Regions from separate parts of the Mus musculus genome. Here all the other regions are linked to region 1. The links are chromatin contacts, found by Hi-C or POLR2A ChIA-PET in ENCODE. All regions are on one chromosome and are shown on one strand. Each heading gives the region's core, a stretch centred on a gene start or an enhancer-like site at or near the end of the contact. The rest is flanking DNA. Distances are from core to core; before and after follow the strand shown.

Evidence for each region. A loop is a pair of places that touch in the nucleus more often than their neighbours do. ChIA-PET counts read pairs that join two places held with the same protein, here RNA polymerase II (POLR2A).
Region 2: a loop to region 1 is called in a map of gastrocnemius, with 4 times the contacts of the local background. The contact joins the enhancer-like site here to the promoter of Zmiz1 in region 1. A Hi-C loop is called at or near these places in 10 of 37 maps with a recorded cell type or tissue (adrenal gland, gastrocnemius, heart and 2 more). POLR2A ChIA-PET finds 5 or more read pairs at or near these places in 2 of 5 experiments (Patski and embryonic stem cell).
Region 3: a loop to region 1 is called in a map of left cerebral cortex, with 5 times the contacts of the local background. The contact joins the enhancer-like site here to the promoter of Zmiz1 in region 1. A Hi-C loop is called at or near these places in 5 of 37 maps with a recorded cell type or tissue (CH12.LX, Patski, heart and 2 more). POLR2A ChIA-PET finds 5 or more read pairs at or near these places in 2 of 5 experiments (Patski and embryonic stem cell).

What each region holds. Positions count from the first base shown.
Region 1 is chr14:25,457,907-25,460,606 of GRCm38, forward strand. It overlaps Zmiz1 (zinc finger, MIZ-type containing 1), which reads left to right and starts at 1,279. Exons shown (of 24, transcript NM_001310666.1): 1 at 1,279-1,650.
Region 2 is chr14:25,494,843-25,497,542 of GRCm38, forward strand. All of the region lies in intron 1 of Zmiz1 (zinc finger, MIZ-type containing 1), which reads left to right. Among named protein-coding and RNA genes, the nearest start is that of Zmiz1, 37 kb to the left of the region's middle. Within about 2 kb of position 1,438, at least 2 of the 3 ENCODE cell types and tissues checked have a DNase peak (open chromatin) inside an H3K27ac peak, as active enhancers do; they include gastrocnemius and heart, where a contact is called at or near this core.
Region 3 is chr14:25,418,866-25,421,565 of GRCm38, forward strand. Gm32645 (a long non-coding RNA gene) reads left to right here. Exons shown (of 7, transcript XR_003951092.1): 6 at 2,052-2,157. Among named protein-coding and RNA genes, the nearest start is that of Zmiz1os1, 13 kb to the left of the region's middle. Within about 2 kb of position 1,271, at least 1 of the 3 ENCODE cell types and tissues checked has a DNase peak (open chromatin) inside an H3K27ac peak, as active enhancers do; it is heart, where a contact is called at or near this core.

The sequences.
Region 1 (2,700 bases), core at 29-2,528:
GCGGGTCCAGCCTAGACGCTTGTTGTCTTTAGGACTACATTACCTCTAATCGAGAGGCGGGTGGGGTTGAGGAAGGGATGTGGAAGAGTAAGGGGAACATGTGTGGTATGTGTACGCGAATGTGAGAGGTAGTGCACGGGGGAATGCCTCGTGTTTTGTTTTGTTTTTAAACGTACCGGGGGTGGTGTACACTATATTTGTGTGTTCAATTGTATGACTCCAGGTGCACGGGCATAACTGGGATGGAAAGTGTGTGTACAAGTGTGTGGAGGGGGTCATGCGTGCTATGAGAAGTATGCGTGCCATGCTGTAAGGTAGGCGCAAACCCGTTTGCCGTTTGTGTAGGAGTTTCTGTGTGAGTGGTAATGGACAAGAGCCAAAGGGAGTGCGCACTTGGATACACTTGGGGGCCGGTCTGTGAGGGGAACCTCCGCAAGTGAGCGCACCTAACTGCTTCGTGAGTGCTCTTCGCCACTGTAGGAGTGGAGCCCAGCCCTGGGCTGTGGGCTTGGTTGGGTTATTTCCACCTCTGCAAAGCGGGAGCGCTCGGCTCTCAGCGCCCCAGGCGCTCCCTACCAGGCACTAAGGCGTCCTTGCTCTTAACTTCAAGTAGTAGTGGGTATTTATGGTTCTCGCTGCACCTCTCGCTCTTTCTCAAGATGTCAATGGAGGCGCACTTTAGTCTCCCCTGCGTCACCGGTGGTAGTGAAGGTTAGGGTCCTCTCACCCTCTCTCACCCTGTTTTAGGAATAATCCCAAAATCTACATGGAAGTTTCGCACACAGTGTCTCATTAGCAATCCAGTCACCCCAATTCAGATAGCTGACAGCACCTGAGGTCTCAGTGCACTCCTGCAGGGGACCAGTAGGAAGCGGGGTACGCCTTCTGGAAGTAATTTTGCTCCTACCAATGTGATCCCTTCCTAGGCACATCAGTCTCTCCGCTCCAAACTTATGGGATGCGGAGAGGGGGGCGTTAAAGAGCAGCGAAGGGAGGCGAGAAGAGGGACGAGAGTGAACGAGCAGCAGAGGAGGGTGAGGGTGGCGCGGTGCCTAACAGGGTTCGGAAAAGAGCTGAGACCTGGGAACGGAGAAGAAAGGGAGGAAAAGAAGGGAAAGGAGAGAGGCGGAAAGGAAAGGAAAAGAGAAAAGGAGAGCGCAGCGAGCGCGCAGATGGAGAGCGAACCAAGGCAAGCAGAGCTGCGCGCCGGAGGCGCGGCACTCCGCTCCCGCCGTGACTCCGTGCCGGCTTTTGCGGGAGGCCGGCGGCGCGGGGCCCTTTGGAAATAGAATAGCCAATGTAATCTGACACTTCAACTTGCTCGGCTCCGGGCGAGTTGATTCACTTACTCACCCCCTAACGCCGAGTTCCTTTTCACTGTCTGTGGACATTAAAAAAGCGAGCGGCGGCGGCGGCGGGCGCCCGGGAGAGCAAGCTGCCGGCCGGGCGAGCAGCGATCCGGCTGCAGAGCAAGCGAGCAGCGCCCGCGCAGCGCGCTGACCCTAGCCCCGGCCGGTGAGGAGCCGGAGCCGGAGTCGGAGCCGAGTGGATTTCCGCGCTCTCGCTGCGCTCCTCCCGGCTCCAGCCTGCCCTACACGGCGGTGGCGGCGGCGCGTCCTCCAGCGGTGGCAGTGGTGCTCGCAGCGCCCGGTAAGTTTGGGGACAGAGCCAAGCGCCCGTTAACACCGAGGCTTCCACCCGCTCCCGGCGGATCATCGGGGTGCGAGCGCCGTGTACTATACTAGGGCTTTCCTCTTAAAGGTTTAGCTCTGGCCGGGCGAAAGAAGCCAGCCGTGCAGGCTCGGCCCGCTGCTCTGGCCGCCGGGGGCGGAGGCTCTGGCCACCAGCGAGCGCCCAGCTTGTGTAGAGCGGCTCCGGATGAGCGCGGGGACCCGGGGTTCTTCGGGTGTACGGGGCGCCGGTGCGGTTGTGCGCTCGGACTCGGTGCCCGCCTCCTGCCGGCGCGCCTCCCAGCCGTCGCTCCGATCAGTCGGGAGCCAGCCGGGATACGGATTCGGAGGAGGGAGGAGAGGACCCGGGAAGGACTGGCTGCTTCTCCCTTGCCTCTTTTGGAAAGATGTGAAGTTGTGCTCCTGTGTGCGTAGGAGAACCTCCGGGAAGGCGCTGGATTCTAGGGTGGCAAGGGTTGGTGGTGTTAAGTTGTGCCTCCGAATTTCTATGGAGAACACACTTTTGTACATGGGAGATGGGGGCGCGGTTAAGTTGTTTTGGGGGGAGAATAGCCCAGGGAAACGCGGCGCGTGGCTGAAGCAGGACACGTTGAAGAGATGTGTCGAGGCTTCTCGTTCGGGCTTCGGAAGCCGAAGGGGCTTTCAGGCCAACGCCTGGCCGGGGCTGCCCCAGTCGGGAGGCGAGCCCAAGGGGAAGATGTGTCTGTGTGTGTGTGCGCGCGCGTTGCAAATACGAAAGTAATTTCCCCGTGTTCTTTCTTCCTCTCTGTCTCCGGCGGCGGTGGCCCCGGGGGAGTGGGAGGCCGACCCGGGAGGAGATTGAGGGGCCGGGCCGGAGCTGAAGCTCGGTCCGGATTGTGGGAGGGAAGCTCAGAAAGCTTGTTTCACATTCCTGGCGTCAGGGCCAGGGAGAAAACAGTGGGGAGCACGGCCTCGGTGTCGCGGTGCAGGCTGCGGGAGCGCGTCGCCCCCTGGCCGGAGACATCTGTCCAGGAAGCTGGCCAGGCGG
Region 2 (2,700 bases), core at 188-2,687, 37 kb after region 1:
ATGACTCTCCATCCTGTGTTTTCTTGTTTGCTAATGGCTTTAAGGGCAGCCATTTTCGGTTAGGTTCAGATGGAGCTTGCTGTCTAGATCACTGGGTAAGTCAGGCTCCTTCCCAGTCAGGATTTGGGTCCCCATCTGTCACATGGTGATAAGGACCTTCACTAGCTGCCTTGGAGAGCTCTTCACTGTGTTCTCTTTCTCGAATATTGATAATTTGCTCAGACTGATCTCGGACTTGAAATCCTCCCACCACAGTCTCCTGGGTGTCAGAGTTACAGTCCTGAACCAGCATGCCCAACTTCACAGGGCCACTTTGATGAACAAACCAGATGGACAAAGGACTCTGTGAAGAAGGTGGGGTGATGGACGAGATGGTACTCACAGCACTTGTCAAAGCTCTAAGCTTGGGCGCCCAGGAGTGTGGGGGCATTAGAGACTGATGGAGGCCTGGGCCCACCTTCCCAAACAACTACTTTGACTGGACATCAGACAATCACTTCCTTTTTAGCTCCATCCAAATGTTTGTGGAACTTGGAGTCCACCTTTCACACTACTGTGGCAGTCTTTCTCCATGCAGTGGAGGAAGGATAAGGGTCACGTATAGTGAACGCAAAAGGCAGTGACACCCATCACTCTGTTCAGTGGCCCTGTACAGGTGGCTAGATGAGTGCATGCTGTATGGCATTGCACAAGGATAGGATGTCTATTTGTGAGGTTCTGCCTGTGCTCTAGACCAGCTATGTGGCGTCCAGGCCTTTGTAGGGTGGTATCCTGTGGAATGAGGCTGTTGTTTCTGGGTCTTTGCTGGCTACAAGGGAACTGGCATTCGGTACCACCCAGCTCCCCTAACTTGAAGCCTGAGGTCACCTTTATCTGCTACCTTTGGTCCACAGGGCAATTGGGCACAGGCCCCGAAAAGGAGCCTGAGAAGATGGGGAACAAATCACCACCCATCTTAACCCTATGAGAGCTGCAGGCCTTATATTAACTCAGCAAACTGCTGTCCCTGGGCTTAGAGCTGTGGGATTCCAACTGAGCCCTGTGTCCAGTGGGTCCCTGGTGGTGCCAGCTTCCTGGCCGTTGCAAGGGTACAGAGGAGTAGAGAAAGGTCCTAGCAGAAATGAGTCCCAGGCACTCAGGGCAATTCAGGTAGACCTCACAGAGACACAAGCAGGGCTGCAGGGGCTTGGGGGGTCACGAGGCTTAGATAGAAGGCAGGCTAGAATGCATACAGACTTCAGAGGACAGAAAGGGTTTGGCTAGCTGGAGAGGTCACTCTGATTGAAGGGTGTGGGTGAGAGGACAGAGGTTTGGAATGGGTCTCGGGGAAAAGCAAACCCTCTCCCATTAGCCACCAGGGCTGCTCTGGCTCAGATGGCCTTGCCTCTTGGTGAACAGAGGCCCCAGGGTAAAGCAGATGGCCAGTGGAGGAGGGGCAGGGGTGGCCTCAGTCATGAGCCAAGCGAAGCCAAGTGGCCCACATAGTCCAGAGTTGAAGACCTTGGCACAAGCACTTGAGCTCTCAACTTGAAAGTTAATGATTCATTTGTGGCCAATTTCTGTTGGCATTTGCCTGGAAATTCCCAAGCCTGCCCCTTCCTTTGGCTTGGGAACTCCAAGAATACAGTCTCATTACTTTTGGCTAAGAGCATCTCACCCTCTCTCTGGGGAACAGCTTTTAAAACTGCTGTGAGACCTCTGCAGGTTATCCATGAGGGAGAACTGGTTCTGGTTGGTGGGTGAGGGTGGGTGGTTTGGGGTCTAATAAAGTTAGAGGCTCACCCTGACCCTGTGTGCCAAGTGTGGATGAAAGGAGCCCTGTTGATATTCATGATGTCCCCCAGTTAGATCAGAACAGATGTGACCAGAATTCAGTCTAAAGTAATGTGGAAAGTGTGCATCAGTTACAACCAGAGAGAGCAGGATTGGGCTGGGTAGAGAATGCACTGTCATATGCAAAGGCCCTGGGTCAAGACAGTCCAGAAGGGTTGAGTAATTGTCGTATGACTGGGGTACAGAGACTTCTGTGAATACAGCAATAAGTGAAGAGCTGGGAGACTGGGAGTTTGACCATGACAAGAACTCACAATAGGAAGTCAGAGGTAAAGCCAGGAGCAGTTGTTTGGTATTATGCCCATTTGGGTCTTGATTTTGCTGGTCAGCAAGACTTTCTAGATAGCCTGCTGGCAAGTTCTGCCCAGGGCCAGGCACCTGTGTGAAACCTGAATTAGAGAGAAGAGATCATATGTGACAACCCGAAGGGGGTGATGACAGGGATACACAGGAGCCCTGAACCTTTGGCAAGCGCACAAGGGAGGCTGGAGCATGACGTCATTCTGGGTCTTGAGGTGAACAGAGCAGTGTTGATTGGGGTCAACCTCAGGAATTCCATGCTCCCTGCAAGCTGTATCCAGCTACTCTGGAGGTCATCCCTGTCCCATGGGAGCCATGTGGCTTTCCCCAGTATCTGTCACTGTGTGTTCAGGCAGAGCCCAGGAGGGGACAGTTGATGGCAGAACAGGGTCTAATTTCAGAGTCTCACCTCTGTATCGGCTCGATGTACTCATTCCCCTACCCCATAGGTTCCTGAAACCTGAGGGACATTCCCTGAATCCCAGGCCACCCTTTCTGAATGATGGTCCAAGTATCTGAGAAAGGGACCTTTTGTCGCTCCCCACTTTGCAGACATCATTGTATAGC
Region 3 (2,700 bases), core at 21-2,520, 39 kb before region 1:
GTCACGCTCTCCCTGCCCTCACCCTAACTGTCTCAGCACCAATAGCTGTGTGTTCTCCTCACATCTGCAAGCACAGATTGCCAATGTAAAGAACCCAAGTCTTGCCTGGGGCTTTTTTGAGCTTCCTGGGGCATTTGTCAGATTGAGGCATGGGCAGAGGACTGTGGGACACCTAAGAGATCCTTCGAGTGCCTTGGGCACTACTAAGACATTGGTTCTCTCCGGGCCTGTAAAGATGGAAGGCTAATTTTTCTCTTTCACCTTTTCCTTTGCAGCCTATGAAGGGACCTTTAGAGCTTTGATGACAATTGATATCAGAAGCTAGAACACATAGGCAGGGCGAGAAGTCAGCTGTCTCAGTCTCAGCTACCGGGAATGACAAAAGACAAGGGCAACTGCAGAGCTGTGTGGAGGAAGTGGCCCAGCCTCCAGTGCTGATTGAAGCCTGGCTAACAGGCAGCTAATCCCGAGAATCAGGACCTCAGCCACAGTCAAGAAGAGGGAATGCAGGACTCAGTGCAACAGGCAGATGCAGTGAGGTGGGGGAATGTGTGCAGGACAGCACATGGCTACAGCTACAGGACTTGCTATGAATGGAGCACATTCTGGCTCTAGGTAGCTTCACCATATACTCCAGCTCTTCCTCCAATCCATTGGTTTCATCCAATCCAGTTCTCACAGTGGATTCTTCATTGGGCTCTTTGGGCCCTGAGCTCATCTGCGCCCCTCTGTTCCTTGCCATCTTTGTTGCACAACACAAACAGCTTCCAGTTCTGTCCTGCCTCTGAGACTCAGGACAAGCAACGACACATTGGGTCCCTCATCATCACCATAAAGCTGGTTAGCACAGCTCAGACAGTGGACACTTGCAAGGCCTAGTGTTGTACCCTACAGAAGGGCTTGGCCCTGGACATATGTAGCTAGTCTAAGGGTATTTGTACCTGTCCCTCTTACTATATGTATAGTATATAACAGCAGAACATGGTCTTTCAAGGTCACACTCCCAAGCTCAGTTTTCTTATACAGAAACAGTAAAGGAGTCAGAGTCTACTCTTCTATCCCCACCCTGTGTCTGATACCCCAGCAGGACCCAGTGAGACTGTAACCTCTCTGGGAGCAAGGGACATCTAACAACATCCATGCCCACATCCACCTATTCTTTCAGCAGCCATATCTTTGAATACATCCCATAGGCTAGGCACTATGCCAAGTGCTATCTGCCCATAGCAAGGCTTGGCCCCAAACTGGTTCAATCAGTGTTTGTAGACTGATTCTTGGCCTCTCCCATCTGTCTGGACAATGAAGATCATGACCATGGGTGGGCCCTGGAAAGACTCCCATGAGCAAGTCCCTGACTACCAGTAGCCGAAACACAGCTGTTTCTCCCAGCAGCTCTTGTGCCTGTGACTTTCTCTGACTTCCTCTGGGGTGAGCAAGGCTCTTTTTCCCCCAACATAAGAGAACACAAGGCATAGAGAGGTGTAGTGTCTGTCTGCAGACACACAGCCAGAGCTAGGAGCTCAGGTCTGATGGGTGCAAATTCCAAATTTTAGAATGCGACCAGCTCGGGCAAGTAGAGATGTGTCGGAATGTGCCTGGGAGTCTGGAGTTGAGATTAATCTCGAAGGCCAGCATCAGGCACTGCTGAAACCAAACCCCAGCAATGGCTGCCTCTACCAGCTGCTCAGCTGGGTAACGTGCCCTCAGATGTCTCGTGGTAAACTATAGGACATCTGTACCAGACAAAGCCTGCTGTCTGTCTAAGAGAAGAAAGGGAGAACCACAGTGCTTGTAGAGCCATTGGTCCCTGGGCAAGAACATGAAGTCTCAGAGTTCAGGGACAGTTCTTAGGGAAGCCGGAAGAGTAAGTAGAAGCAGAATCCTCCTGCGGAGGTCAGCTTCAATTAAAACATCCAGCCTCAAGGAGGAGGAGGAGGAGGAGGAGGAGGAGAGGAGGGAAGGAGGGGAGGAGAGAGAGGGGAGGAGGGGAGGAGGGGAGGAGGAAGGTCTAGGGTTGTAGAGGCCTTCCAACATGTTTCTCTGCTCCTCAGTCACAGAGGAGGCACTGTGTACCAGTGCCCAACCAGTATCCACATTTTCTGAAGGCAGGCCCGAGTTGTCAATCCAGAGACTAGACAGAAGAACTCAGCTCCACATGTAAGTGAGTCCCTGTCCCTAGGCAGGCACAGGCCTGGCCCTGGTTTCCTGATCTGTCTTGGCTATTGAAATCTAATGGGAAAGGGGGTGCAGAGGAGGCCTGGGATCTAGGCAAACTGACAGCTGAAGAATCAGCAAGACCCAGCCCAGGAGTCAGGCCTGACTGTGCTGGCCACTATCCAGACAGCTGAGCCTAGCTTGCAGTCCAGGGGCACATGACACTCCAAGGACCAAGTAAAGCCTGGGCTCCCATGTGAGTCTGGACACTCAGGGCCACTTGGCAGGCAGCAGGGTTCGGAGCCTGATGCTCTTCCCTGGTCTCAGGTTGGATTCCTACTGCTGAGACCTGCATGCATGTGGGAGTCATCTTGGCTGTACTGCCCATGGGACACATCTCTAAGGTCCAGCCTTGTTGTGCTCCCTGGATGTCCATAAGCAAGCTACTGGTCATTTGCCTGTGACTTCGGTGCCCTGGGATGAGAGCCATGACCAGGTTCCTGCCTCTCCAGTGCCATGCTGGTACATGCACCCTCGTGTGCAGGT